Regions from separate parts of the Homo sapiens genome. Here region 2 is linked to region 1. The links are chromatin loops, found by intact Hi-C in ENCODE. Cell type or tissue: PC-3. All regions are shown on one strand.

Evidence for each region. Hi-C counts contacts between places; a loop is a spot of excess contacts. Peaks named below come from ENCODE experiments on the same cell type or tissue, not always from the same donor. Only the 100,000 strongest peaks of a DNase experiment are listed, where the experiment ranks them.
Region 2: it touches region 1 in a loop (4-fold over the local background); 2 of 110 quality-filtered maps call a loop at or near these places.

What each region holds. Positions count from the first base shown.
Region 1 is chr2:150,185,050-150,193,049 of GRCh38, reverse strand. All of the region lies in intron 1 of LINC01818 (long intergenic non-protein coding RNA 1818), which reads right to left. Among named protein-coding and RNA genes, the nearest start is that of LINC01818, 20 kb to the right of the region's middle. In PC-3, a CTCF peak has its summit at 4,762; DNase peaks (open chromatin) are centred at 1,519 and 4,669; H3K4me3 peaks cover 1,047 bases; H3K27ac peaks cover 2,240 bases.
Region 2 is chr2:150,462,178-150,470,177 of GRCh38, reverse strand. It overlaps RND3 (Rho family GTPase 3), which reads left to right. Exons shown (of 6, transcript NM_005168.5): 6 at 1-1,983. The coding sequence ends at 191. Among named protein-coding and RNA genes, the nearest start is that of RND3, 21 kb to the left of the region's middle. In PC-3, no CTCF peak of the experiment used is centred here; a DNase peak (open chromatin) is centred at 3,207; H3K27ac peaks cover 2,552 bases.

The sequences.
Region 1 (8,000 bases):
AGGTCCATTCCAGACCCTGTTTGCCTGGTTATCACCAGCGGAGGCTGCAGAACAGCAAAGATTGCTGCCCGCTTCTTCCGCTGAAAGCTTCATCGCAGAGGGGGACCCGCCAGATGCCGGCCAGAGCTCTCCTGTATGTAGTGTCTCTTGTCCCCTGCTGGGAAGCATCTCCCCATCAGGAGGCATGGGGGTCTGGGACCCATTTGAGGAGGCAGTCTGTCCCTTAGCAGAGCTTGAGTGCTGTGCTTGAAGATCAGCTGCTTTCTCCAGAGCTGGCAGGCATGAACATTTAAGTCTGCTGAAGCTGCCCACAGCCACCCCTTCCCCAGGTGCTCTGTTCCAGGGAGATGGGAGTTTTATCGGTAAGCCCTTGACTGGGGCTGCTGCCTTTCTTTCAGAGATGCCCTGCCCAGAGAGGAGGAATCTAGAGAGGTAGTCTGGCTACCAGGGCTTTGAGCGCTGTGGCGGGCTCCGCCCAGTTCGAGCTTCCCAGGCACTTTGTTTACACTGTGAGGGGAAAACCCCGTACTCAAGCCTCAGCAATGGTGGACACCCCTTCCCCAACCAAGCTCGAGAGTCCCAGGTTGACTTCAGACTGCTGTGCTGGCAGCAAGAATTTCAAACCAGTGGATCTTAGCTTATTGGGCTCCATGGGGGTTGGATCCGCTGTGCAAGAGCACTCAGCTCCCTGGCTTCATCCCCTTTTCCAGGTGAGTTAATGGTTCTGTCTCACTGACATTCCAGGAAAGCCTACTTTTTGGATATATGTCCTCTAATCTATTTAGAAGGGACTCGTCCCTTTGCTTAAGGCCTGGTGGGATTTCCTCTGGGTGAAGTTTAATGGGAGTAGTCTATGAGAAGCTTGTGAGTTTTCATCAGCAACCATCTGGCCCAGAAAGTCTATAAAAACTATATGTCTTCCTTTTGCTGAGATACTTACCTGAGTGTCCCTACAGAAGACCAATTATGGGTTGTAGGCAAAATCTGTCTTTGTACCCTCCCATCACCAAATAAATTATTCCATGTCTGATCCTCACGGCTACTTGAACTGATTCCCACTTTCTCGAAAAGACTGAAAGAAAGCAATAAAGGGAATGCTTAAATTTTTTGAGCACTGTATTTGATAAGGAAAAAAAGATGTAGGAAATCATTTGACCCACTTCCATCTCTCCTTACTCTTGTGAAATTTTATGTCTCTAAGATGTAAAGAAGATAAATGGTCAATCTCTAATAAAGGAAGCATTCCTAATTTTCCAAGAACTATTCTGTTTGTGTTGTTTCCTCTAGTGCATTGTTAAAGTTTTCCTCCACTGCTTTTCCAGTTAATGATTTTGAGGACAATATCCCTTCCATTGATCTCTAGTTTGATAGACAGCAGAATGAAGTTGTGTCTTCTCACTATTGCCTCTTGAACAGAGAGAAGGAAAAGGGAAAAAAAAATTCCATCTTCAATGAAGACAGGAAATGGCTATGACCACATACCACAAAATTATTAGAATAACTTGCCAAGTCTTGCGAGACAATACCAAGGACAGACGCACATTCTGTAGAATTCTGGCAATGTTTCAGCAACAGCAGACATTGCTGTTTGTCTAATGGAAAATGGAAAACTAGTTTTTTGCCCATTCCCTCCTCAGGCTTTATTCTTCGTCGGCAGAGCCTTGGTTTTTGTGAGTATGAGGTGGTCACAAACTTCAGAGACTAATTATGATTAGTTGTAGCCCCCGATCATGATTTGTCCTGGTTTGAGAATGAGAAGTGACACAATTCTGGAAAATGTATGCAACAGTGTGCTTCTGGGAAACATTTTCTCATTTTAAAAAGGGACACAGGGGCCAGGCACGGTGGCTCACGCCTATAATCTCAGCACTTTTGGAAGCTGAGGCAAGTGGATCACCTGAGGTCAGGAGTTTGAGGCCCGCCTGGCCAGCATGGTGAAACCCCATCTCTACTAAAATTAGCCAGGCGTGGTGGTGTGTGCCTGTAGTCCCAGCTACTCAGGAAGCTGAGGCAGGAGAATTGCTTGAACTCGGGAGGCAGAGATTGCAGTGAGCCGAGATTGCACCACTGCACTCCAGCCTGGGTGACAGAATGAGACTCCATCTCAAAAAAAAAGGGACACAAATAAGGTTAAGCCTCTTTAGGGCCTCTGAATAGCATTATCTGCATGTAAGGCTTGGAAATATGGCACCTGGGACCGCAAAGGGAGCCAGCCTAAGGGGAAAGTGAGTGTGCCCATTTTGGCAGTCAGAAAAGATGCAGAGGATTTGAGTGTTTCATAAGGTCTCTGTTCCACTGAATAATCACCCTGAAAATGCTTTTCTCATCATTCTTCAACATGCAAGATAATGCATGTCCTAGTGGTTTCAGCCTTCTTACTCATAGTGAAAATCATCCTAATATAGCAGGGTCCTCAAACAGTAGGGCTATCTCTGATGGATCCAACACTCCTTTACTATTATAATGACAAAATCTAGGGGTGAAGATTATCTGTGGAAGCACCCTTTAACCCTGGTTCTTAAAACATAATGGAGACATTGTGGGAAAGGGTTGGCTATACATCTATTTGAGCATTAATAGATAATAATCTATTCAGATGTAGTATTAACAATAAGCAAATGTAGGAGTCATTTAGATCACAAGAGAAATATTTAAAAATGTTGAGAATTTCAAAATAACAATATAATTAACATACTCTTGAAGGTGAAATGTGATAGAAATATAACTAGGTTAAATTTCTGATTTTTCACACTGGAAGTTGATTGATACTGTTTAAAGTAGGCAAATCAAGCAGCAAATGTTTAAATGTATTATTTGAAGATACATACGTATATGTATATATATGTATTATTTTAAGAGATCTGTAAGAAAAATTTAAATTGAGAACATAATAACCAAAATCAAGAGATGAAGTAGAGAAGAAAAGTGGGAGAAAATACGAATGTTCCAGTTCATTCACTGTTTAAAAGGGACAATTCATATACACTCTGTAAAAATGAAAGAAATAAGAAGCATTATTGTTACAATTTGTAAACATCAACACTACAGGATCTAAAAACAGAGAATGTACTCTCCAAGCTACTGGTTGGGAAACATAACCAAAACAAAACATGGAGACAGATCATATATAAAAATTAGACAATTTACAAAGCAGCAATGACAAATCATATAAGAACTAAGAACAAGCCTATCTGTCATGTCAGTAAATGTAAATAAGATGAACTCAAGTTTTAAAAGAAAGAGACTCTCAGATTGGGAGGAAAGCCTCAAGACCTGAGGGGGTTAATGAGGTGCTGACAAGGTATAAGTGGGGAGAGTAACCCATCTGTCCCCAGTTTTAAGCTGCACTTGTTTTTTTTTTTTCCCAAGTAGCGCTGCTTGTGTTTAGAATTTCACGAAGTCTTTTATGAAAACATTTTTCTTCGGCTTAAGGCTCTGAACCTTTCTGTTGATAATAAAATTCTATTTCAAGCTGGATTAGAGAGCTGCTATGCCATCCTCTCTACTGCTTTGACATTTCCAATCTTTCTCCTGGTGAATACAAACATTCCTTTCCTTTTCTTGCACCCTCAAAGAAGAGTTTCTGTACTCATCAAGTCAGAAGCTATCAACTACCTACCCTATTCAAGAACGTTAAGACCTCGTTTTTAACATTGGTCAGTTGAGATACCCTGTGATTCTAGTATCACAAGAATTCTTCCACATTAATTGAACAACCATTTGCTATCATGAACCAATTGCTGGCATTGCAAAGCTAAAGAAGTCTCAACACCACAGGCTGCATGTTATAGGCTATGAGCTTTATGATTAGGTTCAGAAAATAACAAATATATGCCATCAATATGGAAATGAATGCCACTGCAGTCAGATGGACACATCAGCTTCCATGTTTCAACAGACTTGAGTGGGTGAGTTCGTTAAAATAGCACATGCTTCTAAAGAGTAAATCAGGTTGACTGACTACAAAAAATCTTTAAAACCTCAGTGTGTATATTTTTAAACTGTTACATCATGGATAGGCAGGTCAAACTCCATTGCTGTTTAAAAGAGCAGTTTTCCACCTCAGTGGAAAAGACACCTGGATGATGCAAATAGGTATGGGGTATGTTGCAATTTGTTAGCTATGACAGTTAGTGTGTGAAAGTTTGAGAATGATTTACTGAAAAAAAACAACAAATTCAAGGTTATCTACATAACATCACACTCGTGAGTATTTTGATATGCATTATTGAGCTTGAAATAAAGGGATTTAAGTATAATTACTCCTCAGAGAATCCCAAATAAATCTGTGTATACCCACGGGAATATGTATAAACCATTGGCTTAAATGCTGATGGTTGAAGAACAACCTAAAAGAAGAACTTGCAAAGGTGCTGAAAATAAATAGTATAGGGAGATTAGAAAAATAAACTGAGAGCCTGCCCCCAAAATGCTTGTATTTCCCTAGCAAGTCTAAAGTAGCTACGATTTTTTTTTTGAAAGAAAATAAACACCTGGGAAAACCACCAAGAACAATGTGTAAATCCCCTTCCTTTGTTTGTCCAAGGAACTACACTGAGCCACCCGAAGAAGCATAAAATCTGTGGAATTTTTGTTCCCTAGGAGGTGGAATACAAAACCCTGAATAAGCTAGGATTGCCGTCTTTCATAACCAACTATAATTTTATTGATTTCCACGTGTTATCCAAGTCTTATTAAGAGAGATGAGAAGTCTGCCAAAGCAAATAGAAAGATGCACATACTGCCATCTGAGTTTTATGTTACGTGGGCTACACCTATTGATGGAATTTAAAATTGGAGGTTGCCAAGAAGCCAGAAGGAAAGTGCAGGGTGATTTATGTTCTCAAAACACAGATAATACTCTATATTAAAAATTTCTACTTTTTTCCATGGAACTGCGTTCATCTTTTGGTAATAATATACAATACATTTTTCAATGCAAAATAATGATTTTTATCATTGAAGATCATTATCTATCAATTATCATTGTAGATGGCTAAATGTGGTCAGTCCTTGACTTATGCTTTTCTTCCCCCATAAATTCCAGTGAAATAGTTTAGATTTTATTAAAGTTACCTTTCAGGATTTATATAGAAAATAGTCAAGACTTTTTTAAAAAGCTACAATTATTTAACATTTCATTGAAAAAATCAAAATTTCAACAGACAATAAAGTGGAATCATTTATTTTTGCATATCCTTTGATATTTCCTGAAGATTAAGGGTCTATATTTATAGGAATCCTCTATAAACCAGTCTTAACTAATGATTACTCAGCTTCTGTCATGCTAGTTCTGTCTACTCCTTTTACTCACGTATTTGCTATATAGTAGAAATCATATTTTCATATAAAGGATCTTAGATACTTTAAATCATGGATCTTGATTCTCTTTGACATTTTCTTTCTTAGTCTAAATATTTAGAGGTCCTAAAAGGTCCTCTATTTTTGAAAATGTGGACACTGTTTCACCTTTCAGTTTTAGGGATGTTTTATTTCTGGATCATGGTGATTGCCTTTTTTTTTTTTTTCTAAAAGAGATGAAAAACAATTTCAAGATTGAATGCTTAAATTTAGCTCAGTTTCTATAATTAAAAGTGATAAAGGAATTATAGAATCTCACCAATATTTTGCTGAGGAATAAGACAAAGAGATTCAACCAAAAATGATTAAAAGTAGTGATTGGCAAAAACAAATAAATCACGTTTATATTTGTTTCGCTTGGGACTGAACTCGTAGTAGTTAACAGATATCCCTATAAATAAGGGCTTAAACTCAAAGGTATTGTTTGGCTTAAGAGGTAAAACGTTGTTAAGGATTGTGTTAGTTCACTTTTACACTGCTATAAAGGAATACCCAAGGCTGGGTAATTTGTAAAGGAAAGAGGTTTAATTGACTCACAGTTCCACATGGCTGGGGAGGCCTCAGGAAACTTACAATCAAGGCAGAAGGGGAAGCATGCACCTTCTTCACAAAGCAGCAGGAGAGAGAAAGAGTGTATATAGGAGGAAATGTCAAACACTTACAAAACCATCAGATCTCATGAGAACTCACTTACTATCATGAAAACAGCATGGGGAAAACTGCCCCCTTGATTCAATCACCCTCCACCAGGTCTCTCCCTCAACACTTGAGGATTACAATTCAAGATGAGATTTGGGTGGGAACGCAAAGCCTAACCATATCAAGGATAAGTATTGCAGGGCTGGTATGACACCTCAAAACTGTGATTAAAGACACAGACTTCTAGTGTCTTCCTGCTCTGCCTTCCACAACTTGTAGGTTTTGATTCTGTGGCTGAAAGGCTTTTTGCACGTCTAAGGTACAGAATCTATCCTCCAGGAAGGAAGAAGGGCACAGTACAAAAGGCAAAAGATCAAATGGAACATGGCTGGAAGACTCCCTTTGCAAAACTTCCCCAGAGGTCCTGCTGATGGACTTCTGCTCATACCTCATTGGCCAGAACTGGGTCACATGACCATGTCAAGTATAAGCAATCTGAGAAACTGAATCCATCCCTTTAACTTAGCACAATGGTGTGGTGCTCTAAGGTTCTCTTGGTAAGGAGGGAAGGGAATGATAATCAACAGTACCTGCCACAATACCTACAGCATTGAAAGCCTTCAATAAGCTGGTAACATACATGCATACATACATGAATCAAAACACAAATATTGCTAATTTTATTTGTATATTTCATTGAAAGGTGCTGTTTTCACCATCCATCCATTTATATAATATTTAAAATATCAGTAATAATTACATGTATTTTTAAAACTTATAAGCAAACATATAGTTACTTATTTCATATTTTTGTGTTGATAGCCTACACGAGGATTTTGTTTTAAAATATTAAATGAAATACTTCAATATAAGTATCAATCAAGTGAAAGGGAAAAATAATGGATGAGTTATTCTTAATTTCCATATCCTTTTATGAAGTTGTACAAAAGTGTGGAAAACAAGAGCATCAGCTGATTCAATTAAACCTAAATAATAATAATGGCCACTATTGATTGAGTCCTGTATGTGACAGAAACTTTAGATATTTTAATTAACTTACCCTCACAGCCCTTTAAAGAGTCAAGATTTTTCACTCCATATTCTAGATGAGGAACTTGCGGCAGAGAATGATTAAGTCAGTTGTCTAAAGTTATACAATTAAATAGCAGAGCTAGGATTTAAACTCAGGCTTTTTGGACACAGAGACCACACTTAACCACTATGCCACAATGATTAAATCCAAAATGTTATAGCGTTTATTTACCAACTCTTTGCATGCTTTGTGACAAATAAGTGTATATTAGTAGAGACTAAAATAAATAATTTTTAAAGTGTGTAAGGATCCAGCCTTCCATTTCCAGGGCATATTTGTTTTATCCGGGTTGTCAAAGTAGCATCTAAGATAGACAGAACATTGTCTGAAGAATAAAATGAAATTTAAACAGGATGAATATTATATTCCTGCATTTATGTTCAAATATCATGGCAGAAATATATGGAAAAAAGTCTGATACAATGCATTTATAAAATACTTCTAGTATTTGCCTAAAATAACATACATGCAAGTGCTTTCAATATTTCAGTTGCTATATAAGTGATATATATTTTTAATAAACTTCAATCACTGTAAATCTAACAGGCTCATGCTTACCATGTAGATGGGAAGAGAGAAAATGATGAGGTTGTTTTAGCAAGAAAAATAGAGACTCCATAAATTTGTTGAGAAACTACTTTGTTCCAGACACTTGCTGGGAATGCAAAGATCACAAGACGCAATCTCTGTCTTTAAAGTATGCAGAGATTAATGGGACAGAAACAATTAACAGATAATTTCAAAAGCCTAAGAACTGTGATCAAGATAATCACAGTCTTATGGGGTCACAGATAAGCCTGTACGCCAAACTGAGGGAAGTAGAGACAGTTTTATGACTGTCCAATGGTTTATTTCACATTTTGAACACTGGGTTAGAGTCAGGCAGAGGAGGGGGAGGTGGATGGGT
Region 2 (8,000 bases), 280 kb before region 1:
CGGAAAATAGCGTCAGAGACATTTTTCACGTTGCCACCTTGGCATGTGTAAATAAGACAAATAAAAACGTTAAGCGGAACAAATCACAGAGAGCCACAAAGCGGATTTCACACATGCCTAGCAGACCAGAACTCTCGGCAGTTGCTACGGACTTACGAAAGGACAAAGCGAAGAGCTGCACTGTGATGTGAATCTTTCATTATCTTTAATGAAGACAAAGGAATCTAGTGTAAAAAACAACAGCAAACAAAAAGGTGAAGTCTAAATGAAGTGCACAGCCAAAGTCATGTATACCAGAGGCTTAGGAGGCGTTTGAGAGGATACTCATCTTTTTGGAATCCTGACCTTAGGTTCGGCATGTAGACCAAGTGATGAGAAGTGAATACATGGAAGAGTTTTTAAGTGTGACTTGAAAAATATGCCAAAAAATGAGAGATACAAATGAGCTAGAGGAAGATGAGGGGGGATGCGAGTACCTCCAAGAAGAAAAATCACACTCTGAATGGTGCTTGCATTTTTGGGTTTTTTTTTTTTGTTATAATCTATTCATGGATCTCCACTTTGATTTAATTTTTAAATGTTTTAATCTCCTTTACAAAAAGTATACGTTAATATACCGTCCTCAAGGGGGAACTGGCACTGTGACCTTAGCATTTAGTTTTCTAGAGGATGTGATCTAATTTCTTTCTAGCTCATCATTAAAAAGGAAATTGTATCAGGACCCATGGGATATATCCAGAGGCAAACTTTATGAGGCTTTGAAATCTTGCCTTCCTGAAGATAGCTGAGTAGGATGGTTCTAAGGAAAGCCTTTGCAATCTTGCAAGATTTGTAGACCAGCACTACAAAGATCGCATAGATCAAATAGGAAAAAAAATGTCGATTTTTATTCAGTCTGATGGTTCTGTTCTTCATTGTGATTGTCATTAAAAAGTGGTAAATTGCTCAATGTAATATTTTTGTGCGCTGTTTAGAAGTTGTGTGATTTTTTGCCATCGTTGATAAAAATGCAAAGTCAAATAAAAGGTGTCTTGGTTTGATGTCATAGAATGATCCAAGGAGAGAAAAAAGGTAGTTACTGTTTTCACCAGAAAAGGTAATGAGTGAAGGAAAGAATAGTAGCAGAAAGCACAGTTTGTGAGTAAAGCTGTCTGGAATTAAGTTACCAAAAATACAAAGCAAAAGGACTATTATTTTGGGTTGAAGCTCCAAAACTGACAGCATCTGATAATCTGTTGGTTTATTTCACTTTTCATTAAATGAACATTGATGAGAGAAGATGCCACTTACCCAAGCTTTAGAGAATCCCTAGTGGAAGATTATATGATAAACTTTCAGTCCTGACATAACACTAGGGCATTTCTAGAGTGTCATTGCTAAAACCTCACTGAACAGATGCAGCCAAGGTCTGTGTTCAGCACTTGGTCTCTGTTGTTACGTAAAATAATAAGCATTTAAAATAGTTTACAGATATTTTTGACCAGTTCCTTTTAGAGATTCTTTCAGAGAAGAAACCAGATCTGACCTGTTTATTGTTGGCGCTTGTTGAAAACGAGCTTTCTTTCCCATGATAGTGCTTCGTTTTTGAAGTGTTGAAGCTGTGCTCCCCTTAAATCGTGGCAGGAGAGATTAAGGTAATTACAACACTCAGTTCTATGTCTTACAAGCACTTTGTCTTGTCTCTGCAAGAAAATTCGATTCCAGTCATTTCCCATAAAATACAGACATTTTACCAACATAATATGCTTTGATTGATGCAGCATTATGCTTTGGGCAGTATTACAAAATAGCTGGCGAGTGCTTTCTGTATTTAAATATTGTAAAAAGAAAATAAGTTATAACTGTTATAAAGCAGAACTTTTGTTGCATTTTTTAAACTGTTGAAGTCACTGTGTATGTTTGTTTGGTCAATGTTTCCGCAGTATTTATTAAAACATACTTTTTTTTTCTTCAAATAAAAAAGTAACCATGTCTTTGTCTAAATGTGATCTGTCTTTTATTATCTACTTCCTGATTTAGCTGTTTAGCTTTGTTCTTTAACATAGGTGATTACAGAATCTGGCCTAACGTTTTCTGAACTAGAAGGCTTTGGAATTTTTTGATTCTTCATAGTAGTAACAGATAAACCTGCATATATAAAAGTTTTCATGATGCTTTCAAATCACAAGAAAAAAATGGGGCATAATTAGATTAAGTGATTTGATCATATACAAAAAAGAGCTATGATACTGCCTAAGATTAACTTGTAGAAAAGATGGAAATCCTTCAAGTCTTTAAGAATGAAGCAATATGATGCAGTCTCAAGTCACAGGTTTAATACTAATATAAGCCTAGTTTGCCTCTCTGCCCTGTGGGGTCCTAAGCCTTGGTCCTTAACCCATGCCACCTCGCAAGGCATGCCCTTGTTCACAGCAGTTGTGGGGATGACCCAGAACACAGCTTTTGCAGCAATTCGTGGAAGGATAAATAACACAGCACAACATAATACAAGTTACCCCACTGATCTGGGAGATGTACAGTAAGCATGGAACAGCTTAAAAGAGAGGACTATCTCCCCATAAATCCAGTTGATTCTCAGTCTTCAGCTAAAATACTTACATATAAGTTTTACATAAGTGTCCAAAGATACTCTGTGGGATTTTAAAACAGTGCTTCTTTTTACACAGCTAAGTCACTTCATATAAAAAAATGCATCCTTGTGGCTTCTTTTTTTCTGAGTGGCTTTGGGAATCTTGGAGGTATAGTTATTTGCTTGGAAATAATTCTCAGAAGCCCAAAGCAAAGGGGGAAGCAGAGAATCCAGCATGAGTGAACAAATTAAAGCACACTGACATTATGAAATGGCCTTATAAACAATTTTAAGCACAGAGATTTACTGAAAATGTCTGTAACTCATTCTCGTCATCAAATAGTAAAGGAAATAAAAGTACTTTCCAAATCCTTCGTGTTGAGTAACTTCGGAGCATAATGTCTAAGTCAGGCTTGCAAGAAACTCATTTCTCAACAATCACTGGCACAGAAAAATAAAAAAATAAATAAAAAGCTGAGGTTTTGCTGACCTTGGCAGTATTTTATATGCTGTACAGTAATGTTCCTCTCTGGTCAATTGTTCTTTCCTAGCAGCTTTAATTTGTTGAAGCAAAAGAAAAACGTTTGTCTTCAGCCTTGGGCATGGATGCCTTCGTTTTCTCTGACTTCTTGCCTTAGCAAACATTTCTTCTAAGCATTCTGTGAACATTCCTTTCTATTGATTAATGATCATGGTTAATGCCTTTTTAAATACTAAAAGGTGGTTTTCAAACTCTGAGTAAGACTTACACTGTGTCTCTCTCATTTTAATCTTTTACAGGAATAGTTTCTTAGAAGATTCTAGTCTTGCAGGGAGTCTGTCTTGAGTACAAACTTAGAAATAACTCAGGGAGTTATTTTTATTAGAAAGAATTTTTTTAAATGACCTCATCTTCTAACTCTCCTGAAACTCTTAAAGCTGCTTATCCTTTTTCTACTGGGTTATTTTGACACCAGCATTCTGTTTTAACCTCAAAGTTTTTATTTTTATCATTTTTCTATTCACCAAATATTTATTGAGTGCCTACTACATGCCTGTCACTTTTCTGAGTTTGGCTCATAATCATGAATTAAATACAGTCTCTCACATGGGGAATTTATAATGTAGTAGTGGGAGACAGTCACTACCAAACTATAGTACACCAGAACTGGTTGTCATTTCCATTGACATAAACTGAATCAAAGAAAGTGAGTAGGCACTAAATATTCCAATACATAGCCAGGCACATTAATGCAATAGCCGCATATGTTACACCACATACGGAAGATGATCAATTGCTAGTGAGAGGACGCTCCCTTCGTTCTTTATGTCTCCCAGAGGCAGTTGGTAACTTATTTACAACTTTAGGTTCCTCTCAGCTCTGGGAACATAGTTCTTGCCTCTTACCACTTGTTCATATACTTGGCTACATAAATTCCCTTTCTGTTTTCTCCTTTCCTGAACATAATCTCCATGAATATGACTCTTTCTACAAAACTACAGCATATAAATAAATAGACTCAAGCAACATAAAGTATTGTGGTGGGCTGCATAATGACTCCCCAAGCATGTCCACCTCCTAATCCCAGAAACTGTGAATGTTTCCTTGTATAGCAAAAAGGACTTTGCAGTTGTGATCAAATTAAAGATCTTGTGATGGAAAGATTATTCTGGATTATCCAGAGAGGGCCCATGTAGTCACAGACCTTTATAACAATTATGTAGGAGGAATCAGAGTCAGACAGTGGCAATGTGATGACAGAGATGACAGAGGGTCAGGCAGAAGGATGGAGAGAGATTTGAAGATGCTATGCTGCTGGATTTTTTTTTTTTTGGCAGAGTCTCACTCTCTGTCACTCAGGCTGGAGTGCAGTAATATGATCATAGCTCACTGCAGCCTTGAACTCCTGAGCTCAAGTGACCCTCCTGCCTCAGCCTTCTGAACAGCTGAGACTACAGGTCTATGTTACCATACCTGGCTAATTTTTAATTTTTTTTTTTTTTTTTTTTGGTGGAGATGGAGTCTTGCTATGTTATCCAGGCTAGTCTCAAACTCCTGGTCTCCACCTCTCAAAGTGCTGGGATTACAGGTATGAGCCACCATGCCTGGCTTATGCTGCTGTCTTTGAAGACAGAAAAAGGGGGCCATGAGCCAAAGGATACAGTTGGCCTCTGGAAGCTGGAACGGTCAAGGAAAGGAATTCTCCCCCAGGGCCTCCAGAAGAGTTGCAGCCCTGTGGACCTACTTTAGATTTCTGACCTCAAGAACTGTAAGATTATTAATTTATATTGTTTTAATCCACTACATTTGTGATAATTTGTTACAGGAACAATAGGAAACTAATACAGGTACACTAACAAAACTATTTTCTTCCTTCACCCCTTGCTTTTGGCTTCTTTAGATGATGAGGCAATGGTTTTTACTCATGGAGCTGCTACCACAGACCCTGGGCACTCCCTTCACACATGGCCTCCCTGCCGCACCTGAGTAGATCAGAAATCACTCTCTTTTCACTTAGTGCCCTCAAAGCTCCTGGACAATCACCTCATCCTGTTGGCCTTTTATGAGAACATTCATAGTAAATATTCCCTCTAATATCTGCCTCCTGAGCACCTTTGAGATAGATGATAATTATGGTCCTGGTCCTGCAAGGCATAGAATATTGGAGGGAAAAAGAGTCAGTGTTCTGGGATAAAATAAATCTGTGAAAGTTTTCATCCAATATTTACTATGGGCATGACTGTGATAATTACTGTGTGGAATTTGGAGAAGTCAAAGACCTAGCTCCAGATTCAGCTAAGGTAGATGACGTTTACCCTGGCCTTGCATAAATGTTTCAAGTATATTGAGGTGGTGACTGATCATGGGGAGAATGGACAATCAGAGGAAAAAATATATATTGTGGGCTAAAGCAGTTTTAGATGTTTTCTTAGAAGTGTAGACATTTTATAGAAAAAAGAGATATCAAAATTAACTATTCAGGAGTTTCTTAACCTCTTGTTTTTAAAAGTTGGTTTCCTTTAAAAAACTTAATGACAGCTATAAACCCTTTGTTCCTTAAAAATGCAAAAATACATATGACTCAGATAGCCATAACATTTTACACACAATTTCAGGAAGTTCACAGACTTCCCTTGATATTCATTCATGAACCTATAGTACCCAGATCAAATATTTCTGTGTCAAACTTCTCTATTTTACAAAGAAGAATATGGAAGTTTAGTTACATTCAGGGACTTGCCCAGGGTGGCTAAGCTAATGGCAGAGACTAAAAACAGGCCTTCAGATTCTCAATCTCTGTTCTCCCTGACCCTGGCCAACGAGGAGGCTATTGCTTGCAGAGGCCCAATCAAATGTGTATTTGCCATTTGATGGGATTAGAATGTGTGGTTTCCTCCAAATCCAGATATGGTACTGCTGGCAAGTGCAGTGGAGTTTTTCTGAGAGTAGAAAATAATACAATGGAAATAGTTGTTTGGGTGATGCCTTTTGCTTTTGCAGACCCAGTCATTTACTTAGTCAACAAATACTCTCTGAGTATTTTCTATGTCTCAGATGCTGTGTTCTGTGCTGGGCATACAGAGAGATGAATTAGACCCTGTCCTTGTTCTATAGATGCCTGTCTAGGGTGAGAAAGACAAATACAAATAAAATCACAATTCAGAGTGATAAGAAATGTTGGGGGAGTATAAATAGACAGTCCTCTCCTCCGTCATTATTGTTGTTGCTCTTCTCTGCTCATGTCCTAAATATCAAAGACTGATTCTTAGAAGGATTAAAGAACAAATAAGATGAGATCAGATTGCACTTAGTTGATTTTTTTCCCTCTGTAATTCTATGGAGGATAATTAATAGTCCAATTCTGCTGATGAAAAAAATGTGTTTCTTTATCCTCCAAATGCAAGCTCGCATTCTGCCTGGGATTCAAAGGGAGAAGGTTCAGGTGTTCTCCTAATGCCATGTGCAGAAGCAGGCGGGTATTACTTTTCACAATCAGTAATAAAAGGAGTAACATGTTTTCTCAATAAAGACATCAAGCCTATAGTGTGAGCGTGTATTGGTGAGGAAGGAAGGAGATACACACACACACACACACATATGTATGTATCTATATGATAGGACCAATTAACCTCAAGAGCATAATAGCAGTAACACCTGCTATTCTAAGGAACAGAATCCTAAGGAACAGAGCTGTCCAAAGGAACAGAATTCAGAAATTCAAATCAAAATAATCAATTCAGTAATGAGGGACAATGTGAATGACATCTTTCTTCATGTTTCATACCCAGCCATTTTTCTATGGAAGGCTTTCCTAGTGCTCACCCCAGGATCTGTTAAACCCACTTCAGGCAGTAGCTAGTCATCCTTTTTGCAGCTTTAGATAGAAGTTGGTGGGAAATCCCTTTAATGCTGACTTAATTATAGATAAATGGGTACCTGGAAAAAAAGGAATAGGTTGCTTAGACTCTTAAAGAGACATTTAGATTTGTTGAAGTCAGTCTTCCAGCTGCATAGGTCTGGATGTCGTTGACAAACAAAGTCCTAAAATGAAGCTGTCAGCCAAGAGAAATCAAAATCTGTCAGTTGTTCCTTTCATATCATGGCCACTTCTGTCATTCTCTGAGGCCCTTCCAAAGTGGGAAGAAAATAGCTTTCTGGCTAGAATGTTGCAACACCTTCCTTGCCATCTCTTGACATCACTCGAGAGAAAAATTGGGTTGCATTTCCAGTTCCCTAATGAGACAAAACAGATTGAGGAAAGGCAGAGGAATTATGTCAGTTTGGGAAAGACACAGGCAGAACAGTAAATGATAAGTTTTTTTGTTGTTGTTTTGTTTTTGTTTGCTTGTTTGTTTGTTTTGATGGAGTCTCACTCTATTGCCAAGCTGGAGTGCAGTGGCGCAATCTCAGCTCACTGCAACCTCCGCCTCCCGGGTTCAAGTGATCCTCCTGCCTCAGCCTCCCAAATAGCTGGGACTACAGGTGCCCGCCACCATGCCCAGCTAATTTTTTGTATTTTTAGTAGAGATGGGGTTTCACTATGTTGGCTAGGATGGTCTTGATCTCTTGACGTTGTTATCTGCCTGCCTGGGCCTCCCAAAGTATTGGGATTACAGGTGTGAGCCATTACACCTGGCCATAAGTCGTAAGTTTTTAAACAGTAGACCCTAGATGGTTCTAGTTTTTGTATGTGTTATTCCCTTAAGTGCTGCCCACAATTAGATACTGATAAAATCTTTTTGATGATAATTTAAATATGGTTTTGTTTAAATTAATCAAAAAACCTAGAATCATCAATGGGGCTTATATTAGTCAGTGTTCTCTTAGAGGGACAGAACTAATAGGATATATATGTGTGTGTGTGTGTGTGTGTGTATACATATATATAAAATATATATATGGGAGTTTATTAAGTATTAACTTACACGATCACACACAATAGGCTTTCTG